Linked DNA regions of Mus musculus: region 1 is linked to region 2. The links are chromatin loops, found by intact Hi-C in ENCODE. Cell type or tissue: gastrocnemius. All regions are shown on one strand. Each heading gives the region's core, and the rest is flanking DNA. Links, peaks and the distances in the headings are about the cores only. Region 1 has its middle 150 kb from the start of Trp63. Region 2 holds the start of Trp63 (transformation related protein 63).

Region 1 (13,068 bases), core at 2,569-10,568, 150 kb after region 2:
TCCCCATGGGAAAAACAACAATGAGGTAGTTGCCCTTGAGTTTATGCAAGTTCCTAGTAATATCAGCCACAGATGAAGATCTGGGATACTCCAGTCGTGAATGCTGCATGGTAGTTTGCACAGGCGGTGTCTTAGGGTTTCCATTGCTGTGAAGAGACACCATGGCCAAGGCAACTCTGATAAAGGACAGGATTTAATTGAGGCTGGCTTACAGATGTAGAGGTTCCTTCCATTATTATCAAAGCAGTGTCCAGGCAGGCATGGCACTGGCGACAGAGCTAAGAGTTCTACATCTTGTTCTGAAGGGAAACAGAAGACTGTCTTCTAAGCAGCTAGAAGAAGGGTCTCAAAGCCAACCCCAACAGAGGCACACTTCCTCCAACAAGGCCACACCTACTCCAACAAGGCCACACCTCCTATTAGTATACTTAAAATACCACAGGTAGGAATCCATGACAAAAGAATGAGCTCAACATTAGGAGTAAAGCCATAAAGTCAAATACATTATGGATCAAATGTTGATGATTTGATTATACTAAGTGAAGAATAGACTTCACTTTTTGGTTAGGACATGGAATGATAGGCATTAAAACCTGCCTGACACATAGCATGAGCTACAGAATCATAGCTTCAATTTGTTGGATGAAAGACACTCTTCCCTAGTCTTGTGCCTGGCAGAATGGAAGGGATAAGATGTTACCACAATGGAGATAGCTACAGTTTGCCCTTTTAGAGATTAGGCTCAGTGCAAGCTATATCATTTGAGTTCATTGCTAGTAGCCAGGAGTCATCCAAACGCAGGTAAATGGTAGTGATAAGATGCAACTCTTTGTTTTTTATAGGATTGATAAAATGATAAACATATTTCATGTGTAAAGTTGTAAAATAATGAAAATAAATAAAAAATGTTTTATATGAAAACTACAAGCTACTCCAACAAGTGAGACATATGAAAGTGGGTCTTTAAAAAGCTAAATATTGTAAAAAAAGAAAAGTTAGTGACAAACTCTATCTTCAGTCTCCTTTTTCTCTAAAAAAAAGGGTTCAGGAGGAAAGACTCTTTGTAGTGCACTTGTAAGTGAGTAAGTGGCAGTCATTTGATGATTGACCTGAGAAAGATCAAACAACATGCTAGCATGATACAGGAGAATGATGGCTGAGTCAGATTTTATTGATTAATGATCTGCTAAAGCTCCCTAGACTTCACTGTGAAAAAAAGCTATTCCAGTTGTGTAATCTCAATTCTCAAGCATTTTAAAAATGGCATTGAACTTATTTCCAGCTATTCTTATTTATGAAAATAAAGAGTTGCAAATTAATAAGCATGCGGAATTTCTCTACCATCATGTCAACAACACCAACAAGTTTTAGACATATAAAAGGAGGCAGCAAGGATGAAGAGATTCTCATTCCACATGAGTTGGCAAATCAACATCACACCTTGCATGACAATTTAACCAGGCTTACTTAATAATGTTGAGATCATGCCTGTCTTAAAATTTATTTCAGTTCTTTAGAGAAACATCCCATGCTGCTAAAGTAGATATGAAGTAGGATAGGTATTACATATTTTCTCTCAAGTATGACTAACTGTAAACCGGTAAATCTATCCATTAAATAGGTATATATCAACAAATCATGAAATAGACTTGTGGAACTAAAATATCAAATAGGTATATGTGTGTTTATGTGTGAACCTTGAAAATTGGGTCCACTTTGAATGATAATGTGGTATTTGCAGGAATGGGCCTAGAAATAGCACCATTCACAAGAAATCAGTCCGAAGGCATGTGTGTATTGTACAGTTTTTATGGACATACACTTGGCATTGGAATACTAGCCTTTCTCAGAGATTTATCTTTCCTTCATTGGGGTACGTTTTACTTTAATATGGATGTATTCTCAATCTGTATTTTTTTACTTGAAAAAATCTATATTTACATTAAAATGGTCTTTTTGCTAAAAATCTTAAAACAAAATCAAGTGAATAAGCAATACTGTCATAATTTTGGGTACATATTTTTAATGTCTGATTTTATTTGAGATAGGTAGAGCCTCATATCTCTGCATTTAATCTACAGTAGTGTTGTTTTTACGGAAAAACAAGAAGAAAATTTCCTTTATGTATCTTCCATGCAAGAAAAGTAAGGTTGTTGAAGACACCTGGAAAATTAATAAGAATTCCAAGAGCCCTGACTCTTATTTCAGAAAACTGTTACCTATGGAAAGTGTAAGATCTCGGAAGCTCACAGCATAGGAGCTGACTGCCTACCCTGAACCTCCCTCTCCACAGGAGCCTACATCCCTGCCTGCTTTAGGCCACTGTGCTTGGAGGACTGTACATCATAAAGTTTACTTCATACCCCAAGTAACACAAACACTAGATAAGGGGTGTGTGTGTGTAAATATTATAGCTCTGTCATTATTCAAATAGATGTGTTTATTATCCTATATAGGTCATTATAGATCCATCGATCAACAAATCGATATATCGATAGATAGATAGATAGATAGATAGATAGATAGATAGATAGATAGATGATAGAGGTAATGTAGTAATAACTTTTAAGGTAATAATCATGTTTTCTTAGGGTTAGAATGCTACCACACACACACACACACACACACACACACACACCAGAAGGTAAAACTTAGAAAGATCTCCTCCATGCCCTGGTGGTTCTCCCCTAAATTCACCTATTAGACTTGTGCAGTGGTATTAGAAGGTGAGGCTTCTTTCTCCACATCCTCACCAGCATATATTCTCACCTGAGTTTTTTATTTTCGCCATTCTGACTGGTGTGAGGTAGAATCTCAGTGTTGTTTTGATTTGCATTTCCCTGATGACTAAGGATGTTGAACATAGGTGCTCCTTGACCATTCAAGTTTCCTCATGAAAATTCTTTGTTTAGCTCTATACCCCATTTTTAAATAGGGTTATTTGTTTTCTGGAGTCTAACTTCTTGAGTTCTTTGTATATATTGGATATTAGCCCTCCATCAGATGTAGGATAGGTAAAGATCTTTTCCCAATCTGTTGGTTGCCATTTTGTCCTATTGACAGTGTCCTTTGCCTTACAGAAGCTTTGCGATTTTATGAGGTCCCATTTGTCAATTCTTGATCTTAGAACATAAGCCATTGGTGTAGCCATCCTCGGCCACATGAAATGGGTTCCTGGGTAGAAGGCTGGAACTGTAAGTGAGGAAATGGCAAGAGAAGAAATGAGGCCAAGACAAAATTCTGATCAAAGCCCAATGTTTACTAAAAGTCTGTGTTTATAAAGGGTGAAAGCCCACCTCTTACTGATCCATTCTTGATGCCTTGTTGCCAGCCTGTTAGCAATAGTCTGACAGCACTTGTTGGCAGTAAGTTGTCAGTCGCCAGGCTTTCAGCTATCTCAGGAATATCTCAGGAAGGCAGGTTCAGTCTCTCAGCAAGTAGCAGCATCTTGGAGAAGAACACTGCAGGTGACAGAACAATAGAATGGAAGACTCCACCCTAGGTGGTCTCATTCACAGAGGCAGAATAGGTCTGAGTTAGCCTGCTCAAGGTTGGGGGAGGCTACACATTGGTATTCTGTTCAATAACTTTTCCCCTGTGCCCATGTATTTGAGGCTTTTCCCTCTTGCGTGCGCAGGACTGGCCAGCAGTAACGACGCTGCAACAGGATCCTTTTGCACACGTTTATTGGGAGAGCTTGATTGCAGAGGCGAAGAGACCCCGAGCCCAAAACTGGTGCTGCTTATATAGGCCTAGGAGAGGCGTGTCTCACACCCGGATTGGTTATGCACTACGCCTCATTTGCATGTTCCTCATCTGATTGGCTACTCTCTCTCTGTACCTCACAGAGCCTCATTATCATACCTCATTTGCATGTCTCACATCTGATTGGTTATACTCTCAAAGCCTCATTATCATGCCTGGGCCAGGCAGTGTCTTTGCAAAAAACTTTACTGCATATGTACACCTTGGTTGTTTGTCCAAACTTATGCGTGGTGGCCAGCAGTAGTCGTGCCACTCTGCAACAGCACATGTGGCTTCCCACATTTCCCCATTTTCTCTTCTATTAGTTTCAGTGTAACTGGAAATGGATTTTAGCCCCAAAGCTCAGAATTCCCAAGATACAATTCACAGACCACATGAAGCTCAAGAAGAAGGAACACCAAAGTGTGGGTGCTTGGTCCTTCTTAGAAGGGGTAACAAAATACTCATGAGAGCAAATACACAGAAAAAGTGTGGAGCGGAGACTAAAGGAAAGGGCATCCAGAGACTGCACCACCTAGGGTTTCATCCCATATATAGTCACCAAACACAGACACTATTGTGGATGCCAAGAAGGGCATGCATACACCTGTCTCATGAAAGTCTCTTCCAGGGCCTGACATATAGAGGTGAATGCTCACAGCCAACCATTGAACTGATCCCCAATGAAGGAGTTAGAGAAAGGACTGAAGGAGCTGAAGGGGTTTGCAACACCATAGGAAGAACAACAATATCAATCAACCAGAGCTCCCAGGGTCTAAAACACCAATCAAGGAGTACACATGGAGGGACCCATGGCTCCAGCCATATATGTAGCAGAGGATGGCCTTATCGGGCATCAACTGGAAAAGAGGCCTTTGGTCCTGTGATGGTTGGATGCCCCATTGTAGGGGGATGCTTGGGTGGGGTGGTGGGAGTGGGTGAGTGTGTGGGACACACCCTCATAGAAGCAGAAGGAGTGGGAATGGGATGGGGGGTTCAGCGGGGGAAATAGGAAAAGGAGATAACATTTCAATGTCAATAAATAAAATATTCACTTAAAAAAAGAAGGTGAGACCTTTTGGAGGCAACAGGATTATAAGGCTGGAACCTTCAAGGATAAGCTTAGCATCATTCTGGGAGGAAAGCAGAAGACTGGTTAGCACTTTTGCACCAGTGGGGTGAAAGGGAGAATTTGGCTCTCTCCAATGGGAAATGGCCATCACCAAAACTTGGTGTTGTTAGCACCATGAAACTACGTTTCTGTAGAGCCTCTTGGAAAGTGAGGATCTAGTGTTTGTTGTTTTACTGGATACATAAATGATGGTCGTTCATTGTAGCAACCAACACTGACAAAGAGAACTTCAGATGTGATTGCAATAGTTTACTTATTCTAAAAATATGTTTGGGAAAAAAGTACAGCTATATGTCAATTTTTGCTAACTATGCATAGCATGTTCTTGGTGATTAGTAAACCATTTCCTATATGTCAGGGTTCTATAACAAATGCACATTTTAGGAGGGCTATTGAAGAGAAAACTGAATATTTGTGTAGCATGTCTCCTTGTGCTTTCAAGATCAATCTTTGTTGCTTTTGCTTCACATATAGGAAGTTCAACCTTTGGAAACATTGTAGTTCTGTAGTTATTCAAATAGACTTTCAAATGAGTTAATTAAGAAAGGAGAGTGTGTATGCATAATTAAATGCATAAGGAATCTTTTACACATTACCATGTTTACCTTAAATCTTTTAACTGAACAATTGTTTTTTCTTAGTGTAGAATACTACTATATATTTTCATTGTTCTACTTATTGTAATACTGGTTTTTAAATGCAAACTTTGGAAATGATGCTTATTAGTAACCATTTACATACTACTTATACTTACAATCAAAATTGGTGTGGCAATTTTGCACTGTTATGGATAACAATATTCCTACTTATTAGGTAGTATCTATATTATTAACACACTATAATATTGTACGGAAACAGAGATGCAGAGAAGTTTAGCAGTATGCTCAAGGCCACATAACAAACTCTGCTATTCATTTAAATGTCAAATAAATTTTGCATTTGAATCTAATCCTGAAGCTTTATTTGAAAATTTTGTCAACATGTAGGAAGCAAGGGATCACTTCCATTGGCCTGAATATCAGGGATACCAGCCATTCTAAGCCACAAGTGTATATGGGGGGGGGGGGGAGGCAGGCAGATGGCGTGTTCATGTCCATGTGTACCTGTCTGCATAGTGTAAATCTTGCCATTCTCTGAGACTCTCAAAGGGTGCCACCTTCCCTGAGTGCTTTTCCATTCTTTAGATCAAGAAGTGCATCCTGCTGACAAAGTGTGTTTCAATGTCTGCTGGGCAGACAGACAGTCTGTTCCATAGCAACCAAGGTGTTTCTGTAATTTGGAGGAACCCTTTCTTTGTACTAAATGACATAAACTAAGGCAAAAACCAGTGTGTGATGTAGACATTGTCCTCCAAAAGCAGGAGAGGACATGTATAGTTCCCTCAGGCCCTGAATTGGCCCAACTTTCTTTTGCTCCTGGGAACACAAAGGTTTATCTCCCTGCACACACACACACAAACACACACACACACACACACAATGTGTGTGCATGCACAAACATGCAATATATGTATCTATCTCTCAAAATTGTGCAGCAAGATTTCCATCAAATGCCTTCATACCCACTTAACTTAAATTTTATTATTAGCCTTCAAATGGAAGGTAGCAGAGTTAATAGTTTCTCATGATTCTGTTATCTGAAACCCAAGGTGATGCAATACTATGTGTTTACACAATGCATTCTAAATTGTTAAGTTTTGGTATTTTATAGCATCTGTCTTCATCTATTGGCTCTGTTTGCTTTTCCACATGGAACAATGCCTTGTTTCCATGTATAACATCAAAGAAAACCAGTATGTGTTGAACAGCGATTATGTATCAGACTTTTCTCTGGATGCTTTATTGACATTGTATGTATAGTCCCAATAGTTAAATTAATTTGGATAAGCATTCATAAATGACAAGCTTGAAATATATATATTTGATTTGTCTTCAAACTTGGAGCCAGCAGTTACACAGACAACAAAACAAAACAAAACAAAACTCTCTGCTAAAATCCCTATATATATTACTTTTGTATGAACCAAATAGTACATAATAGAGAATGGTGTTAGTGTTCATGAGCATGGCGCTATACATCCAGGGATCTAGCACTTCCCCTGCTGGTTTGTTCAGAGAGCTCTCCGGGCCAGACAGAGTTACCTCATGGTAGACACAGGATACTCACGGCTGTGGAAAGTCCCTTGATGTCACTGGAACATACACCGAAGTGTGTGTGTCCATGGATATAAATATAAAATGCTTCACTCACTTCAATCACTGAGCCTGACCTCATTTGTCAGTGCTACCTTGGCTGTGTGCAGAGGGTAAGGAAGCGGAGCATCCTGCCCAGCTGATGCTTTGACAGGTGTGGGTGGGGCACAAGGCAGGCACTAAGCCCGGGTAAAGCCAAACTGGCTTCTGTGGCCTCCAGAGCAAGTTCCAAGCTCTTCTGTTGCTGGATCTTCTTATAAAAGTATGCCATCTCAGCATTCACATTGTAAAATAGAAAAGGAAAAAGAAATTTATATATATATATATATATATATATATATATATTTTTTTTTTTTTTTTAACCAAGTAGCATAATCACTTTAGAACTTTGGTAAAGATCTCCTTGTGGTCTTTTCTCTCATTTAAAAACTGTTTTTCTTTTATTCCTGATATTCGTTTCATATACAACATAACAAGGGAAAATGGCTGTGCTATTCTAGAGTGGTCATTTGAGTTCAATCAGTACAATTTTGAGAAAGTAATGATAACTATAACTTGAATTTTTATGTACTAATGAAAGATATTGAGGTACCAAAAGTAATATATTCAAAATCGACTTTCCAAACTTAAAAATTCATTCTCAAATTAAAGTAATTTATGTATATCAAAGTAGAAAAAATATTTCTCTATATTTGTATTTTATAATCAATTTTAAAGGCTTAACAGTTTACATTTAGTCAACAGAAATCATTTTTTAAGGAACCATAATAAAACTTAATGCTGAGCATACTGATTTAAAAAAAATAAACACTTTGAAAAGTATTAATGGAGACAAGAGGGGTAAATAAAGCAGCACTTCCACACTGCAGTATTTATGGTTTTCATATTGGCCAATTGTTGCATCATAAGCAAGAAGGCGATGGCTCTGGGTATCACTTGTGGTGCATTTTTCTGCTAGGCCATCATGTCCTCCGTGCTTGGGTCCAGTCTTGGAGGCAGCATTGGGTACGAGTTTTCCAGGACTTTGGGCTCCTGAATGCTATAAGTTTGAGAACAGGCTGCTATCTTGTTTGTTTTTGGGTGTCCCCATGCTTAGCTAAATAGTTGTAGAGTAATCTCTTTGTCTCCCCTCATGGAAAAAGAACAGTGAGTCTCCAAGATGAGGAAGTAAAGTTTGATATCTGATCTCACCTGTTCTCCATCTCACAGTTAATGAGCTGGACAAAGTAGGCTCTGCCCTCCTTCTCTTCCTGGGAGGTCAGTGTTCACTTTTTACAAAATGCTACAGCCAAATCAGTCAGACATTGTTAAATCAGAGGATGGGAGAATTGAGGGCCCTTGTCTCTTTGTTAACCAGTCTTATTTTAATTTGATTATCTTCCTGTGACCATAAAGTGCCAGTTTTGCTCATCAGAATCAAAATTAACTTTCTTTCTGCATTCCTATTAGAACAGTCACAGTTGTGGTTCCTGTCTCTGATGCCCTGGGCTGAGTAGGTGAAATTCAGCTATAGATAAGTCTAAAAGAGATAGTATATTCACGTATTTCCAAAACATTACTATGTCATATGATGTATTAGTGCAGGAGTAATAATGCTCAAAATGTTTTCATGTGATGATTGTTTCTGATAATATTTGCAGGTTGAATTGTAACAGATTTTTTTCAATCTTTTCACACCATACATGAGAACACACAGGTTTTAATGACATTTGTGAAGACCACCACTTACAAAGTCGTGTTGATTTAATAATCAATGACTAAGCAAGGAATAGTATGTAAATTGTCTTTTGTATCCTAGTGGCTCTAATCCTTCAAGTGGCTAAACCTGACTGAACTGATGAGATGCACAACTTAATAATGTGACTATTAATTAAGTCTAGCTGTGCAATGTGGTAAAGCGATGTGCCCAAATAAGACTAAGTCTTTAATCAATGAGATAAACACATGTCCATTTCATCTTTTATAGCAGGGTTCTCTCAGTAGTTTCATTTCATAGTTATTTCATAGTATGACATTTTTTTTACGTTTGTTTAGCTCTGAAAATTTCAATTGTTTTCTGTTTTCCATTTTCATTTTCTGTAAATGTTATAAAGTGTTATTAGTCATATTTCCCAGGGAGAGTAAATAAATAGTATTAGTCTAAATTGGTATTTGCCTCTACACAGCTTCTTTCTGAGATAGTTTAAGAATTTCCTAACATCCTTAAGTTGACATTTTTTCTCTGACCATCAAAAATATAAATACAAGCTCTTGTGCTCATATGGAAATGTAAATACAAGCTCTTGTGCTCATATGGAAATATATATATAATGATAATTCCATTATACTGTTGGCCTCTTGGTGGCCCACCAGAACTTGAGGATAATAGCTTGTTCCTGAAGACACCAGACATCTCAGTTGTAGTAAAGAAAAGAAGCTGAGGCTGGATTGGATGCTTTCTCCTTGCTGTCTACTTTTCATACTCTGCAGTTGCTGGAGGAAAGAAACCAACATTTGTCTTACACCTCTGTGAACCTGTAAATTTCGAAACCAAATAGCCAGGCAAAATGGACCCACTTGAGCCAGCCCCTAGGCCCCGCCCCAGCTCCCAAAGACATCTGCATGCACATGGTGACACAGAAATCCATGCTTAAATTCAGTGAGTCACGAAACAAGATAAATAGACATAGATGTAAAAAATATAGATTTCTAGAGAAGATCAGAAGTAGATAAAGGAAGAAAAGAGATGGGAAAGAATAAAAGATGACAGAAGCCAGTACACATATGTACTTGTGTGAAACTGTCCCAGAACACAGTAGTTAAAAGCTTTAAGTCTTAAAAATATTTCAATGGATTGGGAGAAAAAAAAATGTCCTGCTACTTATAAAAGACGCTTTATCCAGTGGTTGGAAGGTGGCAACCCGTGAAGGGATGATGACAACAGTGTCAGGCTTGCTCTTTTCCACTATGATATCTTTTTAATAATTCTGTATAAATTTAGAACATGATATAATGCCATCATGTCAAGGATCAGAGGGAAGAAAGGAAAATTGGGTAGTGGGGTTTTAATTTTGAACTTACAATGCAAAATAATATAAAGAAAGGTCTAGAACTGAGAGATTCTTATATATTAATCTCTCTAACCACCCATAGAAAACTGAGCATGGAATGGAAATAGACTTGTCAGGGTCCTGTGGACAGGGTTGTATGGAAAGGAAAATCCAGTTCTATTTTCTTTTAGAATCAGGGTCTCAAAAATCAGATCCCAGTTTTCTAATAAATGAAATGTTTTATCCTTTGCAAATCAGACAAGAAGACCCATGGGGTTTACCCATGAGAAGCAGGAAGCCCTGCCAAAATTCCAACCAGCTCTGCACACTTTCTGGGCATCTGCCGAGGACCAGGGCTGATGCCAAGTGTTCTGGGGCACAGAGTTGAGTAAGTCATGGTCATTGCTCTCATATTCAGTGCTGAAAGCAGGGACACATTCAAGCAACCGGATCCCAAAGCCGGCTGTGATAAGTGTTATCTTAGATCCCTGGAGGAGACAGGTCACACGACTGGAATAGCATGAAGTCAGGCCTGCAGCTGAGGGCATGCTGTTATTTAGGAACCCTATCAGGTTCATCTCACCACTTGGCAATGACCCCCAATCCCTGCAGTTTCTTGTCCTGAGTGTGCTGGGTCAGGGCACTTCCATCTGCCTCTCCTGGAGTCTCCTGTTAAGGCTACTGGTGTTTGAGGGTGCTTAATGAGAGTGAGAAAGACTTGTCCCATTTTTCTTTGTAAAGTTTCTAAGCTCACTGGCACTATGGGGAAATGGCCCATTTAGAAGTAGCTCTCTTTTCTTCTCTCCTAACATGTCATGAGGGCTGCCAAACTCTGGAGGCCCAGTATTTTATTCATCCAGAAAGTGAATGAAGCCGAAAATGTCTTCTTAATCTCATTTGGTTTTGCCCTAGTTGTTTGACTGTCTTTTTCCCTGTCTGGAACTGGGCAGTGCCAGCAGACAGGGACCCCCTGATTTAACACTTGATCTCTTAGAACACCTACCAGAAGCTTCAGCAAATGAAACAGCTCAGTGCTCTTGTACTGAATTCAGCCTTGATGCTGTCCTGTAAGCTCACGCCCATTTCCAAAGTGGCTGCCAAGTTTTCCAAAGGGTCTTTAAACCTGGATTTAAAACTGAAAGGAAAGAAATAGGACCTTCCTCTACCAGATAGTATATCATTTTTGAGGTTGTTTAAAATATGAAGCGTAAGGAAGTAATTAATTTGGATGGTAAAAAGGAATAAAGGCTTAATAGGAAGTCGGAGGTTTGACCTGGACACTGTGTCTGTAACCTCTAAAAGCTTCGTTCGGCTCGTTCTGAGAACGGTTCTTCTTTTTGAGGGACCTGTTCCCTTATATACACTTATTCTTTGCACTCTCTACAATAAGGGCAATAATGATCTATGGGTTTATAGTTCATAAAGGATTGATTATATACAACACAAAGATAAGCCCACCCTTTCAATGTAACAGTGCCATGACCAAGACCTATTTAAACAGAAGGTAAACTGAAGCCGAGGAGTGCTCCACTCCAGACTTGCTTTAAGGCAGGACTGACCTCTATGGCTGACTATCCTATGAGTCAGATGCCTGTGGTGTAACTGAGACGCAAAAGAAGTGCTGTGGCTTTGGAATGGGCAGCTCTCTGATCTGAAGAGATCCAAGAAAGCCACAAGTTTGGGCTTCTGCTCAGGGTTTTCAGTGCAAGCAGAGTTCAAGGAAATCTTCCTGCTTCTTTGCCCTTCAGTCTTCACTGCCGACTGCTCCTGTTCACCCATGGCCCAACTCACCTCTCAATAGCAACAGTGAATCATCAACTCAGAAAGAAAACACAGAGTTGGAGTTGCAGCTCGTGTCTTGCTAGTTTAATTAACTCTCAGCTGTATCCATGAAGGTCAACTAGACCCACACCTCAGATCACAATGACCTCTGTGGCTTTCTAAGTCAGGCTACATGCCTTTATAACTTGACTCTATCATCCTGTTTTCCCTTCATGACTCCTACAGCTGATCAATGACAAAGTCTGAGACATCCTGCTCCTGTGGTAGATATAACCCAATGAAATTTATATCTCTAAGTAAATTATATCATGTACTTGGACATAGACATTAACATTTTTTCATTGACTTGGGAAGAAACAGGCTCTTGTGGAGCTTAGGCTGACCTTGAACTCACTGTATATGTAAGGTAGACCTTCAGTTCCAAATGCTTTTACCTCCTAAATGCTGGGATTAAAAGTGTGTTCCACAATACCTGGCATCCTTTATTATCTACTCTCTGGACTATTTCATAGGCTTGTGCTCCTTTCTATTCACTTGACATTCCTGAAGTTCAGACACACTCTGGCTCTTGTTGCCTCTCACCCGTCTCTCTGTTTAAACACCGGGGCCCAAGGCGCTCTGTAATCTGACTTCATCAACCAGCCTGGGTATATTGTTTTCCCACTTTGTGGACTATGTTATTTATGCAAACCTGCCCCCACATACACACATGCCTTTCAAACCTTGATAACTTAGTGCTGCTATCCTAGTTCTCCATGTTTCATTCAAACATAACTCCATTTTCACCAATACAACTTAAATGAGAGCTCTCCCATTACATATTGACTAGGCTACATATCTGTTCATTTTCTGATCACCACAGGCTATTGTAGTTTCCTCCTAGGGTAAGGCACTCATATTATATTACCTAATTTGATCAGTTCTATACTTCTGGTAGACTCTCAGAAATGAGGACTCTCCTTTGCTCGAGGACTTCATCATTGGTGGATAAGAGGCAACTGAGATACACCGAAACGAAAAGTATCAACAACACTCAGCCAGTTTGAGAGAAAATGGGCCGATCAGTGGCGAAGCAGCTCTGTCAAGCTCCTTTTAAGTTTCGCATTCATGTGTGGAAGCACATTTCTGGTATTATATTTCTCATGCTGGCTTGCCTGTCAATGTGTACCACTGGGGAGTGCAACACACA
Region 2 (12,142 bases), core at 1-8,000:
CTATGATTATGGAATGATTAAATTTGGTCTTTCTTAAAATAGATTTTGTAAACTGAGAACTACCAGCGTTGTCTGCTTAGAAAAAAATCAACTCACAGTATTCACCCATTGGACAGCAGAGAGAACAGTGCTGGGTTCCATGTGCTCATATACGGTTTTCTTTTTTTATTGAAGAAACATATTCATGCAATATATTTTGATCATATTTTCCCCTCTTCCAATTCCTCTCTCCCCAGTAATATTTCACTTCCTTATTGATTCTCTAAGAAGAAGTAATAGTAACCTGTGGGAAGCTAATCTATATAAAAGTTTAAATGCCTAAGGAGTCATTGAGTCATCAAATATGTAAGTTTGATAATCAGATGTCAATAATGATGACAATGGATAGTTTTTCTTTTCAGACAGGATCTCTTTAACTGGCCCAGAATTTGCAATCCTCCTGCCTCAGCCTCTTGAGCACTGGGAATACAAGCCATGAGCCACCATATTCTCATTCTCATGAACTTTTGTACGCATGCACCTTTCCAAAGGAGGGTTCGTATCCGCACTTCCATCTTTCTGGGCTGTTTTATGGTTACATTTTTATTGTAAGTGAGGAGACAGTTTAGGCTAAAGAAAATATTTTTTATCAATCTTCCAAGACCATGTTAAACCAGTCTCACAGCTCTGTACTTATTCTTGTGCCTTCTCCCAAGTTGGGAAGACTACTGAAATAAAGGCACTCTAAAATTTAAAATCATTTCAATTTATATATTATATATATATATTTATTTATAAATGTATATAATTTATAAATCATACACACACACACACGCACACACACGCACACACACACACACATACATACACATGTGTGTGTGTGATCCACCACCAGAAATGCCTGCAGATGGATGTGTATAGGAGGGAAGGAGCGCACTAGTCCATAAGCTAGGAATCTGTAATGCTGCTGTGAATCCAATGCAGTCCTCAGGAGAGGGCCAGGAGGAGACATGGTAAGGGCTGCTGCTGAGTCACAGCTGGGTTCTTAGAAATGTTGATTCTGAAGCTGGTGATTGCAGGAAGGTCTTTGAGATCTCAATACTTGGGCTTTATTGTCTGTCATTCCTGTCCCCAGCTCCAACTAAATTTCTTGTTTAGGTCATCTAAGAAGATAGGGTCCATTTGTTTTTTTCCTAAGACAGACACTTGTAGAGAAAACAACGGACGAATGAGTTAAGAAACCATTCACATTTCACATTTCAACCTGGGAGATATTAGCAATCTGGTTGGGTTGCTCTCCTTTGAATTTGTAGTCTGTCTTCTCTTTCTGTATTCTCCATTTCATGTATCTTTCCTCGTCTGTTTTTCCCACCAGAAACCTCACAGGAAGAGGAAGAGTCAGGCCAACAAGAGAGTGAATTATACTGGTGAAAATAAATAGCCTTTCACAATCCAAGGCAATGCTATGGTAACCTAGTCCTGCCCAGAGCCAGGGCTCAGATTCTAGTGTGAGCCTCCAGTAGGCACAGGTGGCAAGTGTCACTTTAACCCCTTTCTAACCATGCCGTTTTCCTAAGTCTTACAAAGTACCAAATTCCAGATTCAAATCTCATGCCGTTAAATTAACAACATCACAGTGCTTTGTATGGTGTGAATGTCTCCCATAACTTTACACGGGAAACGCTCTTCGGATTTCATTTACCAGTTTAAAAATAGCAAACTCTAATTTGAAACAGTCTCTTCCCCCGACAGAGGCACACTATTGTGAACTCTTGCTAATACTCCTTCTCAGTGCAAGGTAAATATTTTTCTACAAACACAAACAAAATTCAGTTTCATCACAGGTTTTAGGAAGTCATATTTGTCAAAAGATGATGTTTGTTTTGAAACAAATCAAAGAGAAAATATTCTTTAGAGCTAAAATGACAAGCCACAATCTGCTTCACATAACAATGGCTATTTAGTTTTAAGACAAAAATCAAAATTTCCAATGTTTATTTTGACTTGAAAATTGCCCAATAGATTATTATATCCCTGTCCAATGAAATTTCTTTTTCTTTGGTGGGTGGGACTGAGCATGGCACGTGGTACATTTTAAAATTTTTTAACATTTTAAAATGGTGTGACAATCTTAAGTAATATTTTAATTAATTCTTTGATAATCTCATCCCCCTCCTCCAACCTCCAACATCTCCCTGACCCTCCCACATCTTCTACCCGAGCTACATGCTCTCTCTCTCTCTCTCTCTCTCTCTCTCTCTCTCTCTCTCCCCCACTCTCTCTCCTTATAGAGTACAATAGTGTGACAAATTTAAAAACATGGATGTCTTCAAACTTTGTCACTTAGTAACTCAAGAAATAAAGTATAAGATAACTGTAGAAAAGATATCTACAAACCACTTTAAGTCCATACAAAGTCCAAAGTAGTATTATTATGCTCGCTAAACAAGGAGGGCTTCTTCAGTACACAGCAGAAACACTCAGAATACACCAGGCACACCAGTTCAGTTTTGACAGACGCCAGGTCAGATTTAAACTCACCGCTGGATGTAAGGGTCGGGGCAGTACTGTAGGGTGGCACACCGTGAAGTTTCAAAATTCATTTCCTTCAACTCTCTTTGATACCAACAGATGGGAAGCAATTCTATAAAATATACATATACACCTGAGAATATCTAGGTATGTAGCCAGGAGGCTGAAAGCAATAGGGTCAAATGCCATCAGACATAGAAGTTTAGACACTTCCCCCCTTTACTCAGATTTGCAAAGAGGCGGGGCGTTTCTTCCTTTCAGCCAATGAGAGTCTTCAAGTAACCAGAGCATCATAAACCGTCAATTCTTACCAGCTGGGCACCCCCTGTAAAGCTGTTCTTCCTCTCTGCCACAGTTTTAGAGCCCTTGACGTAGAGTGGCCACACTTGTTGGCAATTTGTAGGCATCTCTGAACTTCTGATCTTGCTTGGGATTGGGTGCTGGTATGAATGGCATCAGAGTTTAATCACAGAAGCCAGGACTTGTCACTGAGCTAATAAATGTCCCCCTTGCTCCAACTGAATAACATCTCCTTGTATCTGTATTCTGACTTGATTTGAGAGCTCCTGTCAGTTCTGCTGTGGCTACAATGTTTTGCAGAGACGCTTAGGAGACTTTTTTTTTTCTCGGCTTCTCCCTGCCCCACCCCCACCCCCTTCTGCCTCCCTTTCAGCCAACCGCCTGTTGTGGTCACAATCTCAAATAGCAAAGACAGGGAAATTCCTTGATTATATTTAACCTAGAACTCACTCTTCATTTCAACGAGAGAGAGAGAGAGAGAGAGAGAGAGAGAGAGAGAGAGAGAGAGAGAGAGAGAGAGAGAGAGAGAGAGAGAGAGAGAGAGAGAGAGATCATGTATATGTATTTAGAAATAGTTTCTGTCCCAAATAAAAGAAAATAGCCTGCAGTGATTTTTTTTAACCATACAGATATAAGTAATAGGATTTTTATGTGATATAAAAATAGGAGTTAATATTCTTTTACAATGTTTCCTAATTGTTTTATTGTTTTCATATTTATTTAGAATTATTTTAGATGGCCTGTCAATGGGGAAAAATAAAGTTTATTTCAAACTCTTATCATTCTGTCTCATTCTATTATGCCTCACTTTTAACTTTTTTTAGTCTCCTTCTACCTACTTTACTATAAAATCTGACATTCTTTATATTGTAAAGAATTATATATTATCAGGCAAAGTCTCCATGATAATGAATTTGTTTCCTTTCTGAATGTAGGCTGTAAACCAATCCTGGTTCTGTGGATTTAGAAATTGAATGAAATATGATTCAGAAGCTAAATTAGAATAGAGTCCAAGAGGGAACTAGAGCTGTGTGCCCAAGTGTCACTGACATGTTACGTACATATCTCCATTCATGCCACAGCCATAGACACCTGCAAACTAGTGACATCAGAAAATGTCAAAGTTGTGAGACAAGCTGAAGAGAAATCTGACATTTTCCTGTAAGAAATTCTGCTTCAAAATGTGTTCATAAAGATGTTTTATTTGTTGTTCCAGCCAGGGAGAAGCTATTTAAAACTTGACATTCTCTTTCTTAACTCAGACTGAGCGTGTCTAACATCTGTGAATTGTGAAACTCACACACATGCCGGCCTGCGCTCCAGCCAAATCTGACAGCTTGCTCTAAAAAAAAATGTTAAACTTGAGCAAAGATCGTTTCACTAATTAATTATAGATTTGCTCATTGGAATCAAGTGTTTGGCTTTCTTCCTCTGAGCAAATACAGATGACCTGATTATAAAGTTCTTAAATTGAGAATAATCAATTTCCTATGGCCATGGACTTGGGGGAGTTTCATCACACAGGGCCTGTCTACTCTTAGTTGTGAGATGAATCTCTGAAGGCATAGAAAGAATGATCTCCTAGCCAAAGGCAGCTTAAGCTGTCCCCCAGAACACAAGAATGGGAGGGGGTAATAGAGTTAATGCCAAAGCACATGTTTAGTGTGGAAAAGGCCCTGCCCTGCGTTCAGTCCTCAATCGTGAAAAATTAAGAAAGACTAGGACTAGGATTTCTAGTGGAGACTGTCTTAAATTTTAATAAACCCGCGAGTCACTTGAAATTCTTGTCCATGCAAAATCTGGTTGGTTATTTCCAGGGTGGGGTTTGAGATTCCATTTCTAACCCTGGGATGACTCTGCCAGGATGGCTGGCCCAAGTACCAGATCTGAAGTGGTAAGTTCTGAGCTCACCTTTCGCCTTGTATTTATAATTAAGTGCTTGCTGAAAAGAAGAAAGAACTTGTCAAAGTAATTTATATCATGGTTCAACGTCATGGACTTCCACATAACCAGTCTTCAAGTACTCTTCATACATATTTTCACTTACAAGTTTTAGAATTTAATTTAAAAGGTTTAAGTTTAAAATAATTTAGAGCATATGCCATTATATCAGCAGTTGTTATAGAAAATTATATATATATATATACACATATATATAGTACAGAAGGCAGATTATTAGGTGGCAATAGATTAATTATGAATGATATTGGTTCCCACTACTTAGTTAATAAACAGAGTTAACTTGACTTAAAGGAGAAAAGCAAGCTCCTCAGGATGACAAACACATTAGAGCACATGAGCATCCATGACCTGGGAAAATGAATGGCGACGACTATACCTTTCCAACCTACACATCTAAAGGATGCTTGTGAACACACTTGCATTGTAGGAAGCAGGAAGTAGGACAACAGAGAAACAATAATGTTTAGTATGTAGAGCTCTTGGCATAATGTCCCAGGAAGAAATATGCCTTCCTTCTCCACTTCGAGCAGTCAACATGCTTAGCCTAACTCAAGTATTCAGCACAGAAATTCTCCCTGAAATCTGCAACATGCATCACACAACTGCTATCATTTATGCACTTTCTGGTCTAGGCTGCAAACTTTTATCATTATTTTCCTGCTTTGGATAGGAAAATAATTCTACCATTCAAGGAGAGAACAGGAAGTGTAGGGTGATGTAAAACAGATGTTACTATGAACAGTTCATGACCTGTGTGTTCCTCCAGCCATTACAGTTTGTGACTTTGGTCACTATTTATCAGAGAAGCTGAGTTCAGGGCAACTGGACCATAGGCCCCATCTTGTCTGGCTCAATATGGCTTATACCACTCCCGACTATTCAAACCAAAATGGAACCTTCTAGAATATAAGGTAGTAAATGTACCAAATATTGCACACTAAAAAGGAATAGTTGAATTTAACATTCTTCAGCACTGAACTCATTTTGACTACAATCTCTATTCATCAAGGATGAAACTGAAGTTTGCCTTGGAAGAGGGTCGTACTATCAGTATACATCAATTCTGGCTCTACTTTTATTCTACCTAGATGTCAGACTGTAATAATTATAAGAAGTATAGAGCAAAAGGTGCTGACATCTAGGTAGGGTGAAGGGAGAACTAGAATTCATGTACTGGTAGTGAGGGAGTGATAGTTTCCTGAAGAAGCATATACATTGCAGACTTAGCTATGGTCTCTTGATCTGACCTTGAGCTTCTTGCAGGCCTTGCAATCCATCACATGGAAACATTTATAGCTAAACTAATGACCAGAGTCTATTCAGAAGAGAAAAAAAAAGGGGTTCAGGGGTTTGTCCCAATGAATGGGGGAGTTTTGATTCAGGAGCATGTAAGGAAACACAGAAGCTAGTTAGGCAGGGACAAGGTTGGCAGGTTCCCTAACAGACAAACCTGATACCCTCGAAGTCACACCCAGTGTCCAAAAGCAATGTGGGTGGGCTTCTCTTCCAGACATACCCGAACAGCTGTGTGGGGGACGCTTTTCACTCCCACCAGTCCTTTGCTCAAAGTCCACGTGAGTGGGAGATAAATAAGGAAACACAGGAAGTCCTTATTTGGTACTGCCCAGATTTGTTTTTCCGGAAGCATCTGTTAGATCCAAAACAAGATGTGCCTTTCCTCTATACATTTCTCTGTGTTTCCTAAAGGAAGCAATCTCTTACATAATCACGCTTCAACCATAGAAACCACAAAATGCACATCCACAAAATATCTACTCTGCGTCCATTTCAAGTTGCCTGTTTTGCCAATTATGCCTGTATAGTGACAGAAAATCCTGATTCACACATTTCCCTGTTTAGTCATTTTCTCATTGGGAACAGGTTCTTCAGCTGCTTCGCGACACGGTTATTTGGAAAGATGGCAGGCCAGTTGCTTAGTTTAGTTTTTGGTGGATATTTTCTCCTGAGTAGATTCAGTTACTTGATTTTGGCAGAAACGGTATGAAAATGGGGCTCAATACATCACATTCATTGTGAATTGTGTGGCTTTTAAAATCCCTCCAGTGAATTTTCTCCAAATTTAAAGCTCTGAGAAGCAGATCATTTTAAAATTTTCACAGTAACTTCCAAGATGTCAGGAAGTTCTTCTATAGGTTGTTTATAATGTCATATACTTCTATGCAGTATATACTTGTGAAATATTTGAATTCTCATCGTTTTACATTGTTGTCCCTTTCTACTTTGTTTCCACATCATCCTCTCTCTCCCAACTTGTGGTCCTGAGAAAGGCCAGGAGATGGGTTTTGAAGATTCACACAATGGCAATTTGAAGAGGGTGAATTTTAGATTGGGGTCAAAAAGACCCATTCAAGCAGTTTTCAGTGTTGCTTGTGATATTTAAAGTAGTGCAGTTCATCCTGGTGTAATGAATGAGTGCTGAACAAGGTCCCCCTGTGTGGATTCACTGTAGGCTCAGGCTGATGTTCACTTTAGGAATTGGTGGGGAAATATCGGTGGGCTACTTAATCAGGAGTACAAGATAGTACAGGAAAATCAGTGACTTCAATATTTACTTAAAACTCAAATTGTTTTCTATTACCATATATATGTATAAATATTTACACACACATATATATATACAATACATATACTGTATATTCAGTGTATATATAATATATGTATGTATAATATCAATAAACAATTATGCATATACTATACATGATATAGTTGTTTTGAGAAGAACATGTAGAATAGAGATTATCTTAATTTTGGGTGACATAGGTACACAAACCTGTGAGGAGCCACAAACATTAGGGTTGTCTGCTGAATTTCCAGTTGACACAATAGAAGAAAAGCCTATGAGAGCTTCTTTTCAACTTGAGGAGTCCAAGACACTATGGCTATTAATTTCTGAATAGTCTATTTAGATGTTTGACCCATGTGTATATCTAGTTATTTAACATCACTGCCTTAGAAAATGGAGCTTATAAAATACTTAGAGATTGCAAAAATACATTTATGGTGCTACCAGAATCTGGGGGGGGGGGGGGGCGGGGGTTGGAAGTGGTTGTTTAACATGTATTAGGTTTCAGTTTTGCAAGATGAAAATCTTGTGATTGGTTATATGATACTGTATCTATATTTAGCTTGACTGAACTGTACATGGAAAAACAATTAAGGCAGTAAACAGTCTATATAATTTTGTATGTAGTATTTGAAAAATTAAAAATATGCATAGGTAAGTGCTTAAATCAATAGTCCACATAAGCAGCATAGGTAAGAAACATAAAAGAAAATCAGAGAGTATTTCTTCTGAAATATTCAACATGCATGTCTGTATGTGTCTTGAATTTGTGATCTACTGAGTGGGTTTTTACAAGATTTTGTATCAAAGTAATATATTAGGCTTTTGCTAAATATAACATGTGCTAGGTTAGGCAAACCTGCCTGCAGGATATGGGGATGTCTCAGTCAGGTAGTGAACTGTTTGCTTAGCAGTTATGAAGTCCTGAGTTTGGTCTTCAGAACCCAGATTTGAGCATGAATGTAGACATTTGTAACCCCAATGCTAAGGATCTGGGGACAAGATGATTTGTAGGACTCACTGGTAGCCAGCCTAGTTTACTGGGTGAGCTCCAGGCTAGAGATCCACTCTAAAAAGGGGAGTGGGGTGGGGAGTAGACAGTACCTGAGAAGTGCCACCTGAGCCTCCACACACATGTGCACACATGTATACACACATATACAAGTACACATACACAGAATCTGCTGAAAAGACTTTGAAAGTATCATTCCTACTGTAAGGATCTGAACTTCTAGTTTCTGTGTCTAACATGCTTATCAGTTTGCTCACTGTATATCACTAACCATGGATGATGTCATGATATGACATGAATTTCAGTGGGGTTCTTATGTGCCTCCCTCAGATTGGGTGCTCATCTATTTAACAGCCAGTTCATACCACCAGGATAAATATTTCTTGAGGGTCTCCTTTATGTGTGCATCAGTGTGCTGGGAGCTGCTAAGAGCAGCCAGATCACTAAGAGCCAACCCTTGTCTCTAACCCTTGTACTTCCCAGAGCACTGGAGAATGACTTTCTTTCCCTTTATAGAGCTTAAGCTTTGTAGTCAAAGGAATGGAATGGAATACCTTTATACGTTGGTGTCCTCCATGGCCCATTTACATATAAACTATCCACATGTTGTAGTGCTCCTGTCTTTGTCACTGCACTTGTGTTATATCTCCCTTGCAATGTATTTTCTAATAGATGTTCATGAAAGAAAAAGAAAAACTGAAAAGGGCCAGACAGAAATGGCTCAGTGAAGTGATTAAGATCACTTGGGTGCTCTTCCGGAAGATTCAGTTCTAGCATCCATATGATAGCTCACAATTGTCTGTAGCTCCAGTTCTAAGGGATCCAGTGCCCACATACACACATACATGTAGGCAAAATAGGAATGCACATGAATTAAAAATCAATAAGTCATTAAAAGTGAGTGAATAAGGAGAAATAGCTATGGCACAGCCCTCTGAGTGAATGATGGCCAATTTGCCTGCTGGAATTTTGGTCTGGGGCAAACGGTGCCTGATTAGTACTTATGAGGTAAGAAGGTGTTTGCTAGCATCCATGAAGCTCCGCTGTTGGTAGGAAGAGAATGCAGAATTGTTCATTGTCTTTGTGAGAGCAAGAGACCACTGGAGCAAGTCCTCACGCCAGATAGACATTCATTTGTACCTGATGCTTCAGGATTGTTCTTGGGTGGACTCATAAAGGCTAGGATTTCTGCCCAGAAGAAAGATAGGTATGAGCTAAGATCTGAGTATTACAAAGCCTGTGGCAATATTATGTCTCTAGTATATGGAGTCCTGAAAAACAGTATGTATCTATAGAGACAACTGTCAAAAAAGGACAAGTCTTGAACAGAACATCAACAACTGAGGTTCTAAGATAAAAAAAAAATTGATAAACAGGACCTCTTGAAACTGGAAAACTTCTGGAAGGCAAAGGACATAGTCAGTAGGACCAAACATCAATGTACAGATTGGAAAAAAGATCTTCACTAGCCTTGCATCTGATAGAAGGCTAGTATCCAAAATATATAAAGAACTCAAGAAGTTAGATTCCAGTGAACCAAACAACCCAATTATAAAATGAGATACACAGATAAACAGAATTCTCAACAGAGGAATCTCAAACATGCTTAGTTATCAGGAAAGTGTAAATCAAAACAACCCAGAAATTACACCTTACACCAATCAGAATGGCTAAAATATGAAATAAAACTCTAGTGACAACACATGCTGGCGAGGATGTAGAGAAAGAACACTTCTCCTTTGCTGGTGGGATTGTAAACTGCTATGATCACTCTGGAAATCAATCTAGTGGTTCCTCACAAAATTGGAAATAGTTCTACATGAAGACCTTGCCATACCGCTCCTGGACATATATATACTCAAAATATAGTTTACCTACCACAAGGATGTGTGCTCCACTATGTTCATAGGAGCCTTATTTATAATAGCCAGAAACTGGAAGCTACCTTGATGGCCCTCAACTGAAAAATGGATACAGTAAATGTGGTTCATTTACATGATGGAATACTATTTAGGTATTAAAAATGAGGACATCCTGAATTCGGTAGGCAAATGGATGGAGTTAGAAAGTGTCATCCCGAGTAAGGTAACCCAGACCCAAAAGGGCATGCATGGTATGTACTCACTGATAAGTGGATATTAGCCAAAAAGTACAGAATAACCAGGATACAACCCACAAACCATAAGAAGTTAAACAAGAAGGAAAGCTCATATAAGGATGTTTCAATCCCACTTAAAAGGGGGGAAATAATCAAGGGAAGGATGCGAGTGGGAGAGGAGAGGGGCAGGAGAAAGGGGGGCAGGATCAGATATGGGGCAGACAGGTGAGATATGGGCAGATCAGATATGGGGCAGGATCAGATATGGGGCAGACAGGTGAGAAGGCCAGAGCTTCAGGATGAATGGAAACATGAAGCTGCCAGGGTTAGGGTTTGGAGGTCAGGGGAACCTCTCGAAAGTCCTAGAGGCCTGGGATGTGAGAGGCTCCCAGAACTCAACGTGGGTGACCTTAGTCTCAATGCCCAACAGTGCAGAAATGGAGCCTGAATAGCTCACCTCCAGCACTTAGACAGGACCCCCAGTAGAGGAATGGGGACACCAACTTACCTTGAAATTTTTTGACCCAGAATTGCTTCTGTGTAAAAGAAGTGCAAGGACAAAAATGGAGCAGAGACTGAAGCAATGGCCCACCAGTGACCAGGCTAACTTGGGACCTATCCCACAGGTGGGCACCAAACCCTGACACTGTTACTGATACTATGTTGTGCTTACAGACAGGAGCCTAGCATGGCTGTCCTCTGAGAAGCTTCACCAGCAGCTGACTGAGACAGATATACATACTTACAGCCAGCCATTGAACTAAGATTGGGACGCCCTATGGAAGAGTCAGGGGAAGGATTGAAGGAGCTGAAGGGGATGCCAACCCCACAGGAAGACTAACAATGTCAATTAAACTGGACTCTGGGGAACTTCCAGAGACTAATACAGGAACAAAAGAGCATGCAGGGGCTGGTCTTAGAGCCACCTCCCCTCCACATACATAGCAGACTGGCCCCAGTGGGAGAGAATTTACCTAATCCTATAGAGACTTGATGGCCTAAAGAAGACAGATGGGGGCAGGGAAGGGCAGCCTCTCAGAAGCAAAGGGGAGGAGGATGGGATAAGAAGGTTGGGAGTATTTGCAGCCCCCTAGTAGGAACAACATATGAACTAACCAGTAACCCCAAAGCTCCCTGGGACTAAACCACCAATCAAAGAAAACACAAGGAGAGACTCATGGCTCTAGCTGCATATGTAGCTGAGGATGGCCTAGTCCATCATCAATGGGAGGAGAAGTCCTTGGTCCTGTGAAGGTTCTATGCCCCAGTATAGGGGAATGCCTGGGACAGGAAGCAGGAGTGCGTGGGTTGAGGAGCAGGGGGAGGGGGGAGAGGATAGGGGATTTTCAGGGGGGGGGGAACTAGGAAAGGAATAGCATTTCAAATGTAAATAAAGAAAATATCTAATAAAAAAGTTCTTAAAAAGTTAAAAAAAAGAAGGTTGGCAGTGGGGACTGGGGTGCAGAGAAACATTTTGAATATAAGTAAATAAAATAAATAAATAAAAATAAACAAAGGACAAGAAACATTTCTAAATTCCTATTTTTAAAAATTACTTGTATTCAAAGTTTAAAGGAATTTAGAGAAAAGTAACATAAGGAGACAAAAAAAAAATCTCCAGAAAGTAGAATAATTTTAAAATGATAAAACTTTCTATGGTAGTTTACATTTTCTA

The links. Hi-C counts contacts between places; a loop is a spot of excess contacts. Peaks named below come from ENCODE experiments on the same cell type or tissue, not always from the same donor. Only the 100,000 strongest peaks of a DNase experiment are listed, where the experiment ranks them.
Region 1: it touches region 2 in a loop (4-fold over the local background); 2 of 42 quality-filtered maps call a loop at or near these places.

The regions. Positions count from the first base shown.
Region 1 is chr16:25,530,793-25,543,860 of GRCm38, reverse strand. No RefSeq gene overlaps it. Among named protein-coding and RNA genes, the nearest start is that of Trp63, 150 kb to the left of the region's middle. In gastrocnemius, for the core only: a CTCF peak has its summit at 7,002; a DNase peak (open chromatin) is centred at 10,448; H3K27ac peaks cover 710 bases.
Region 2 is chr16:25,674,730-25,686,871 of GRCm38, reverse strand. Trp63 (transformation related protein 63) reads right to left here and starts at 3,107. Exons shown (of 14, transcript NM_001127259.1): 1 at 2,521-3,107. The coding sequence starts at 2,582. In gastrocnemius, for the core only: no CTCF peak of the experiment used is centred there; a DNase peak (open chromatin) is centred at 4,127; H3K4me3 peaks cover 3,600 bases; H3K27ac peaks cover 5,091 bases.